Regions from separate parts of the Homo sapiens genome. Here regions 1 and 2 are each linked to region 3. Evidence: chromatin contacts called from ENCODE Hi-C or POLR2A ChIA-PET data. All regions are on one chromosome and are shown on one strand. The core of a region is the stretch at or near the end of the contact, and the rest is flanking DNA. Distances in the headings are between cores, read along the strand shown. Region 1 holds the start of STARD10 (StAR related lipid transfer domain containing 10). Region 2 holds the start of CLPB (ClpB family mitochondrial disaggregase). Region 3 holds the start of FADD (Fas associated via death domain).

Region 1 (2,700 bases), core at 70-2,569, 2.6 Mb before region 3:
TTGAGACGGAGTCTCGCTCAGTCGCCCAGGCTGGAATGCAGTGGTGCGATCTCGGCTCACTGCAACCTCCACCTCCCAGGTTCATGCCATTCTCCTGCCTCAGCCTCCCGAGTAGCTGGGACTACAGGCGCCCGCCACCACACCCAGCTAATTTTTTTGTATTTTTAGTAGAGACGGGGTTTCACCATGTTAGCCAGGATGGTCTCAATCTTCTGACCTCGTGATCCGCCCGTCTTGGCCTCCCAAAGTGCTGGGATTACAGGCGTGAGCCACCACTCCCGGCCTAGGCTGGTTTATGACTCACAGGGTCTGTATTTCACAATAATCATACATATTCAGCAGGTTTTGGGGAAAAGCTATACATATTTATGAGGGGATGTGAGTGCATGCACAATGGGTAAACACCTGTAACATATGTTCCATGTTCACTTTGGGATGGGGTTTTTGCGTTAAAGTGAGGTGGAATTTGGTTCTTTGCATCATAAGGTGGACTATAGGACACAAACACAGTTTGCGTGCAGTCTCTATGAGCTTGCTGAAACTGGCCTGAGGTCTGCAGTTACTTATCAGGAAAGAATGTTTGTAAGGCCTGTCCTCTGTCGATCAGCGTTGTAGTGGTCTGAGTTGTAAATCTCAGTAAAGAAGAGTCTGACAATTTGCATGATAGCTCCTATTGCTAGGGGTTTAGTAAGAGTGTGGTTTTTCTGGCAGCAGTAGAAATTTAAGAAGTTGCCATGCCAGCTGACAGCTGAGCCCTGAGGTAGGCAACGTTTGTTTCCTTAACCTTAACCTTAAGGTCCATCGTAGTTGATAAAAAGGCATCTGGCCAGGCCTGATGGCTCACGCCTATAATCCCAGCACTTTGGGAGGGTGAGGCGGGAGGCCAGCAGTTCTGGGGCCACTGCACTCCAGCCTGACAGACAGAGACCCTGTCTCAAAAAATAAATAAATAAAAAAGATAAAGGGGCATTTGTCTTGATCGCTCAGATCACACAACTAATAAGTAGCATTCTTTCTAAAAGCCGCAACAATGCTACTCCTCTCTTATAAGAGCTACTGTGTAACTCCTGCCCAACTCAAACCCACAGGCCCAGGCTCAGAACACTTGGCTCCATTGCTTCACTGTTTCCCTGCTAGCACGAACCCCCCAAACTCCATCTCCCAACATGCCGCGGGCCCCCTTTCTGTCAGCCTGACTCTTGAGCTCCTGAGAAATGTAGTTTTTCCAGCGGCCCAGCCCCAGAAAGGTCCTAGCCAAGAACTACAGTTCCCATGTGGCAATGCGCGCGCCATTCCGGTGGAATTCACCGCGGTCTCCAGTTTGCCATGATGGATGCCAGAACCTGCACGTGGGGCTTGGTGACGCGATGACTGAGATGCTGGAGTCCCCGGTCAGAAGGACGATGCCGAGCGCGCCGTATTTTCTCCTGCCTCTCCTCAGATCGCCGCCGTTGTTGGGCTGTGGAGACGTCTCAACCAAAGTGGAGCCGACAGAGGCCCCGGGAGCCGTGGTGACAGAGCGGCCACAACCACTAGGGGGCGGGAGGCAGAGCGGCCCCTAGTCCGCCCCTAGTCCGGGACCTCTGGGCGGTCCCGGGCGGGAAGCGCACGCGCAAACGCGGGGCTTCGCGGCCGCTGTAAACACCAAAGAGCGCCTGCGCAAGCCGAGAGTCTCGGGATCGACACGTGGGGGCGCCTGAGCGAAGATAACCGTAATAAATAGTAACCTAACGGTCCAGTCATCGTTCTGTGGTCCTTTCTTTTATGATTCACAAGGAATGACCCTCTTCATCGCCTCTCCTAATTCAGTCCTCACAACAGTCCTTTTACAAATGGGACAACAGGTTAGAGGAAGTCAGGCAGATTTCCAGCATCATAGAGAGTAAAGGACCAGGGAAGGATCAGGATTCAAGGACTGCACCCAGGCTCTGCTTCCAGCTTGCTGTGTGACTTTGGGTAATTTTGTTCCCTTAGGGAACTGAGCTTTCTCATTTGTAAATGCAAACAGGCTGTTGGGAGGATCAAATGAGATCCAGGGGTGAAAACAGCTTAGTTTACTTTCAGGAATTTACCCACGCGGTATATAAAGGCAAAATATTATTATAGTCAGGTGATTGTAGATTGAGGAACCCATTTCCTCATTCTGCAAATTGCAAACCTGAGGGCCCAAAGAGGGACAGGGGCTTGCCCCAGGTCTCAGCAGGCTGTGAGCAAGAGCTAAAGCCTAATCCTCCTGCCTTTGGGCCTGGAGCCCTTCCTTGTACCCCAGGGGTCAGTGTCTTTGTTGGATACAGGCTTAGATTGACTGACTGTACCCTGAGAACCTAGGGGAGTCCCTGTTCCCAATTCTTCTCCTACCCCCACCTTGGCCTGATGGAGGAAGACCCTGCTGTGTTGAGATGAGCACCAGAGCCAAGAAGCTGAGGAGGATCTGGAGAATTCTGGAGGAAGAGGAGAGTGTTGCTGGAGCTGTACAGACCCTGCTTCTCAGGTCAGTGGCCCAAGTAAGGGAAAGAACCCAGGTGTGACAGATGAGGGGGCAGCACTAAGGGGACAGACTCTGAATGGAAAGGAGTGGGAAGGCAGTGGACACTGTTTCTGAGCTTGGGAGGAATTGGGTACTCAGGTAACTCCATCTGGGGGCAGTGGAGCTGGAGGTGATACCTGGGCTGGCCTGGCTGATGAGAAGGGGAAGTGATG
Region 2 (2,700 bases), core at 109-2,608, 2.2 Mb before region 3:
AACAGAACTGGCACAAAGAAGAACTTCCTCCTTTGCCTACCTATGGGTTCAGTTTGGAAAAGAGGGGGCGGGATGGGAGTGCAGGTGTTAATGGAAACTATATGCTCAAAATCAGAAGACCTGAGCATTACTTTACTCCAGGTGATTTACTGGCAAATCTTTTCACCTTTGAGCCTCAATTCCCTTCACTGTAGACGGGAATAACAGTTCTTGCCCAGCTTCTCACACACAGCTGCCATGAGGATCAGATGAGATGACCCACTTGAAAGCCCTTTAAAAATAACACAATCAGGGCCAGGCGCAGTGGCTCACGCCAGTAATCCCAGTACTTAGGGAGGCTGAGGCAGGTGGGTCGCTTGAGGTCAGGAGTTGGAGACCAGCCTGGCCAACATGGTGAAACCCCGTCTCTACTACTAAAAATACAAAAATTAGCCAAGCGTGGTGGTGCGTGCCTGTAATCCCAGCTACTCGGTAGGCTGAGGTGGGAGAATCGCTTGGACCAGGGAGACGGAGGTTGCAGTGAGCCGAGATGGCGCCACTGCACTCCAGTTTGGGCGGCAGAGTGAGATTCTGTCTCAAAAAAAAAAAAAAAAAAAAGACCGGAAGTCAACTCTTCAAATAAAATGTATTCCTATCTCAGGTGCAGTAGTTACCCTAAACATCTTTTTGAAAGGCCGCCCAGGCTGAAAAAAGAGATAGGCTAAACTAAATAAGCATAAGTTTCATAATATGCCTCTGCTGAAGATTCTTGGGTAATTTACACCAGTCAAAAATTGTGGGCCGGGCGCGGTGGCTCACGCTTGTAACCCCAGCATTTTGGGAGGCCGAGGCGGGCGGATCGCCTGAGGTCAGGAGTTAGAGACCAGCCTGGCCAACGTGGTGAAACCCCGTTTCCACTAAAAATACAAAAATTAGCTGGGCATGGTGGCGGGCGCCTGTAATCCCAGCTACTCGGGAGACTGAGGTAGGAGAATTGCTTGAACACAGGAGACGAAGGTTGCAGTGAGCCGAGATCGCGCCACGGCACTCCGGCCTGTGAGACAGAGCGAGACTCCGTCTCAAAAAAAAAAAAAAAAAAAAAGTGTGTCGTGTGCTTCAACTAAACTAGGAAAGAAGTCTTGGGATTCTAATCTTTAACTCTAATCGCCACGCCCCTTCACCCGAACTCTATTTCCCAATATGCCCCGGGCTTCTATAATCCCGCAGTCATTGTGACGCAATCCCACAGCCTTCTGGGAAACGTAGTTTATTTATTCTCCAGCTGGGGAAAGGCTTAGGGCTGTGGACTACCTCTCCCGTGAGGTAGTGCGCAACTCCACCCTGTTCGCGGCGTCTTCGAACGCGCCGCGGCAGCCATGTTGGACGTGGTCAGCACAGGGGCCGGCACCACGGGGTTATCGAAGCAGCTGTCAAGATGCTGGGGTCCCTGGTGTTGAGGAGAAAAGCACTGGCGCCACGGCTACTCCTCCGGCTGCTCAGGTCCCCAACGCTCCGGGGCCATGGAGGTGCTTCCGGCCGGAATGTGACTACTGGGAGTCTCGGGGAGCCGCAGTGGCTGAGGGTAGCCACCGGGGGGCGCCCTGGAACATCGCCGGCCTTGTTCTCCGGACGTGGGGCAGCCACCGGGGGGCGCCAGGGAGGACGCTTCGATACCAAATGCCTCGCGGCTGCCACTTGGGGACGCCTTCCTGGTCCCGAAGAAACACTCCCAGGACAGGACAGCTGGAACGGGGTCCCCAGCAGGGCCGGACTGGGCATGTGCGCCCTGGCCGCAGCGCTGGTGGTTCATTGCTACAGCAAGAGTCCGTCCAACAAGGGTGATTATGAGATCTGGGTTTGAGGAAGGGAGAGGCGGGAAGATTGTCCTAACTTCGTATCTTAGGAGGGTGGGAGGTACTTATAGGTTTAGATCCTTAGAGCCTAAGTCTTGGAGGGACTCAGACATCATCTGGTTACAGGGGCAGGGTGTTGCCCTAGAGACCTCATCACCTCGGAGTTGTATAATCTCGTACCATAGATCCGCTTCCCCTCTCTGGGCATCATTTTATCCATCTGTACAATGGGGATATTGGACTAAACATCTAATATTATAGCATGGTCCCCTTATGTTTCTCATATTCTGCCTGGTCCAATTCCTCTTTCCTGAGATCTCCAGGAAACGGAAATTATGGGGTGTTTTAAGGGCAACCGCCAGATGGTTTAGAGAAGTTGCCAAACCGCTCCCCCCTACCCCCCGCCACCAAAGGTGCCAGAGTCAGGAACAACCTGACTCGGTTCTAATGCCAGCTTGACCTCAATTTATTTATTTATTTATTTATTTATTTATTTATTTATTTATTTATTTATTTCTGAGATGGAGTCTTGCTCTGTCGCCAAGCTGGAGTGCAGTGGCGCAATCTCGGCCCACTGCAACCTCCGCCTCCCGGGTTCAAGCTATTCTCCTGCCTTAGCCTCCCAAGTAGCTGGGACTACAGGTGCGGGCCACCACACCCAGCTAATTTTTGTATTTTTAGTTGTTGGTCAGGATGGTCTCGATCTCTTGACCTCCTGATCCACCCGCCTTGGCCTCCCAAAGTACTGGGATTACAGGCGTGAGCCACCGCGTCTGACCAATTTCTTTATTTATATAGTGAAGGATAGTTTCCCAACATTTTTACAGTACTGTTATTTTGACTCTTTTTGGAGTTCAGCGGCCTGAGT
Region 3 (2,700 bases), core at 136-2,635:
GAGCTGTTCTGTCCATCCTGTCCCCAACAGGCACCAGTCTTTACAGAGTGAAACCCATGGTGACACATTTAGGCCCTATCTGATTGGTGACTGAATGGCTGATTCCAAGCTACAGCTTGAAGCCTCTGAGAGGCGTCCCCAGAGCACTCCCAAGCCTCTCCCGACTCTGAGAACAAGGGGGGTAGGGCTGAGAAACTCTGCTGTACTCAGGGTTTCTTTTTTATCCTGGAAGCTGCTGCAATCCACAGGCGAGGGTGGAGAGGGAGTGACCGAGAGCAGGACAGGAAGCCACTCCACAATGAACTTGACCAGAGAGGCAGTGTAGTGGCTAACACTACCCATCCGGAGGCCGGACTGCTTGGCTCAAGCCTAGCTCCGTCAGTTATCGGCTGCGCATTTCGACAAAGCCACTTAACCTGTGAGCCACAGTCCTGTCCTCTGTAAAATGGGAACAGTGATAGCTAACAGTATCTAAGCCACAGGGCTACTGCGAAAATTGTATTTGGCAGTTACAAGGGTAAGCGGCACACTGTAAGCCCCTGGGTAGGAGTTACTGAATGCTAGTATTACTCTCAGACAGCCGTGAAAAGCATATTCCGAGACAGAAAGGAAATGATGCGAGGCAGGCTCACCCAACCTCTGCCCCTCCCCCACACCTTCTCTGACTCATCTTTTCTTCAGTGAGTTTTCTAATTTACCCGGGCAGAAGTGGGTGGAGGAAAAAGGACTGTGCGTGTCCACGCCCTGCAACCTCGAATAAGTTAACTTTTCTGCGTTTCTGGCTCTCCCATCTGCAAAACCAGGGCTGTACGGAGAAAACCCACGCAAATCAAACCCGGCAAAGGGGAGGCGCCTGGAGGCCAACCGGAGGAGCCTCGCAGCACCTACAGCCGGGCGACCAGGCCCTGGCTCCCCCGGCCCGGCCCCGCGCCCACCTTCTTCCCCAGGCGCGGCCCCGGCCGCCGCCCCCGCCTCGAAGTCGTCGACGCGCCGCAGCAGGTCGTGGCGCCGCAGGGAGGCGAGCAGCTCGCGCAGGAGCTCGGTGTGCCCGGGCTCCAGGTCGTTCTGCTCCAGCAGCATGGAGAAGAGGTCTAGGCCGCTCTGCACGCGCTCCAGCTTGCGCTTGCCCACGCGCCCGAGGCATAGGAACTTGAGCTCGGTCAGCTCGCTGCTCGACAGGCTGGACGACACCGAGTGCAGCAGCACCAGGAACGGGTCCATGGCGGGGTCTGCAAGCGGCCGGGGCTGCGGCCCGGCCCTCCGTGCGCCCTCTGTCCTCGGCTCGCTGGCCCTGGCCAGGTCTCGCCGCTTGCCCAGCGGCCCAAGGATTCCACCCCCGAACCTGCACTCCGGTGCCTGATTCACTACAGGAAATCGACAAGAGCGCGTTTTCGACCGTTATCTCGCGAAAACTAAGGGACCCGCGCATGCGTCCCTAGCGAAGCCGCAGCCGTTTCCGCCCTGGCTGGCGGCGCCGCGGACGGGCGCGGCTTCTGCGCCTGCGCCCGGCGTATCGTCTCTTTTCCGGGTGGGAGGTGGGGCCTTGGGTGTCCTGAGAGCCTGCAGGTGGCCCAGCTCTCTGCGGTGAGGGCGGTCGCGCCTCTGCCGAGTCCACCTGTTTGCAAAGCGCGGTGCGGCCCTACTGTGTGCAGGGCCGGGGCGGGGAGGGCGCAGCCCGAACGTCACGTGCCCTCACATCTGTTGGTGACCAAGGTTACTTATGCATTAACGTTTAGGGACAAACGTGGAAAATGCATTCTTTGGTGCCCCTGGAGACATCTTGTGTGTGCAGAAAACACTACTCAGAAGTTTATGTGCGTTTAAACATGTGATTTAAATAATACATGATTTCCAAAGTAGCAGTCGTTTATTCAATCAACAGTATTGAGCGCCTACTGTGCCAGGTAGTAGGGTCTGGGGACAAATTAGTGAGCGAAGCGCGAGGGTCCCCGCGTGCCCGGAGTTTACATCATAATTACAAAAGCGACACGCTCCAGAAGAGAAGGTCGTGGCGGCCGTGGTGGCTCAGCCTGCAATGCCCGCACTTTGGGAGGCTGAGGCAGGATTGATTGAGACAAGGGGTTCGAGACCAGCCTGGGTAACATAGTGAGACCCCGTCTCTATTAAAAAATAAAAATAAGGAAAAATAAGGAAATCGTATAGTATGCCAGAAATTCAGAAGAGCCAGGGGAAAGGGAGTCTCTTCACGGGGTGGGCGTGTGGAGGGTGGGGGGCCCGGTGGTCTGATGGGGCCTCTGTAAAGGCGCAGGTGAAGGCTGGGAGGGGCCGGGTACCTAGGTGTGGGGGGAAGAGCTGGGCACACGGAGAACAGAAGAGCAGAGCACAGGGGACGGCTGGGGTTCCAGGAGCAGCAATGCCGTGGGTCTGGAGGTGAGGAGGGGGTGCAGATTAGGAGAGCCCTCACCAGCCAACAAGGACCCAGCTTTACCACAGGGTGGGGCAGGGGCTGATGCCAGCTGAGTTTGTTTTCTTGAGATATAATTCACATACCATTCAATTCACCCTTTTAAAGTTATACTTCAGTGGTTTTTAGTGTAGTCACAAGGTTGTGCAACCCTTACTGCTGTCTAACTTTAGGACATTTTCATCACCCCAAGAAGAAACCCATTAGCATGTACTCCTCCCCTCCCCCACCAACCACGAATCTACTTTTTTTTTCTTTCTTTCTTTTTTTTTTTT

What was found. A loop is a pair of places that touch in the nucleus more often than their neighbours do. ChIA-PET counts read pairs that join two places held with the same protein, here RNA polymerase II (POLR2A). Pooled maps may share reads with other maps.
Region 1: a loop to region 3 is called in a map of CD8-positive, alpha-beta T cell, with 32 times the contacts of the local background. The contact joins the promoter of STARD10 here to the promoter of FADD in region 3. A Hi-C loop is called at or near these places in 1 of 168 maps with a recorded cell type or tissue (CD8-positive, alpha-beta T cell). POLR2A ChIA-PET finds 5 or more read pairs at or near these places in 1 of 52 experiments (activated B cell).
Region 2: a map of B cell shows a loop between it and region 3 (17-fold over the local background). The contact joins the promoter of CLPB here to the promoter of FADD in region 3. A Hi-C loop is called at or near these places in 2 of 168 maps with a recorded cell type or tissue (B cell and CD8-positive, alpha-beta T cell) and 2 of 50 pooled maps.

Annotation. Positions count from the first base shown.
Region 1 is chr11:72,792,666-72,795,365 of GRCh38, reverse strand. It overlaps STARD10 (StAR related lipid transfer domain containing 10), which reads left to right and starts at 1,319. Exons shown (of 7, transcript NM_006645.3): 1 at 1,319-2,491. RefSeq lists enhancers at 994-1,563, 2,695-2,700.
Region 2 is chr11:72,433,189-72,435,888 of GRCh38, reverse strand. CLPB (ClpB family mitochondrial disaggregase) reads left to right here and starts at 1,358. Exons shown (of 16, transcript NM_001258392.3): 1 at 1,358-1,817. The coding sequence starts at 1,415. RefSeq lists enhancers at 407-1,213, 1,277-1,736.
Region 3 is chr11:70,201,981-70,204,680 of GRCh38, reverse strand. It overlaps FADD (Fas associated via death domain), which reads right to left and starts at 1,385. Exons shown (of 2, transcript NM_003824.4): 1 at 936-1,385. The coding sequence starts at 1,221. RefSeq lists silencers at 655-846, 896-975.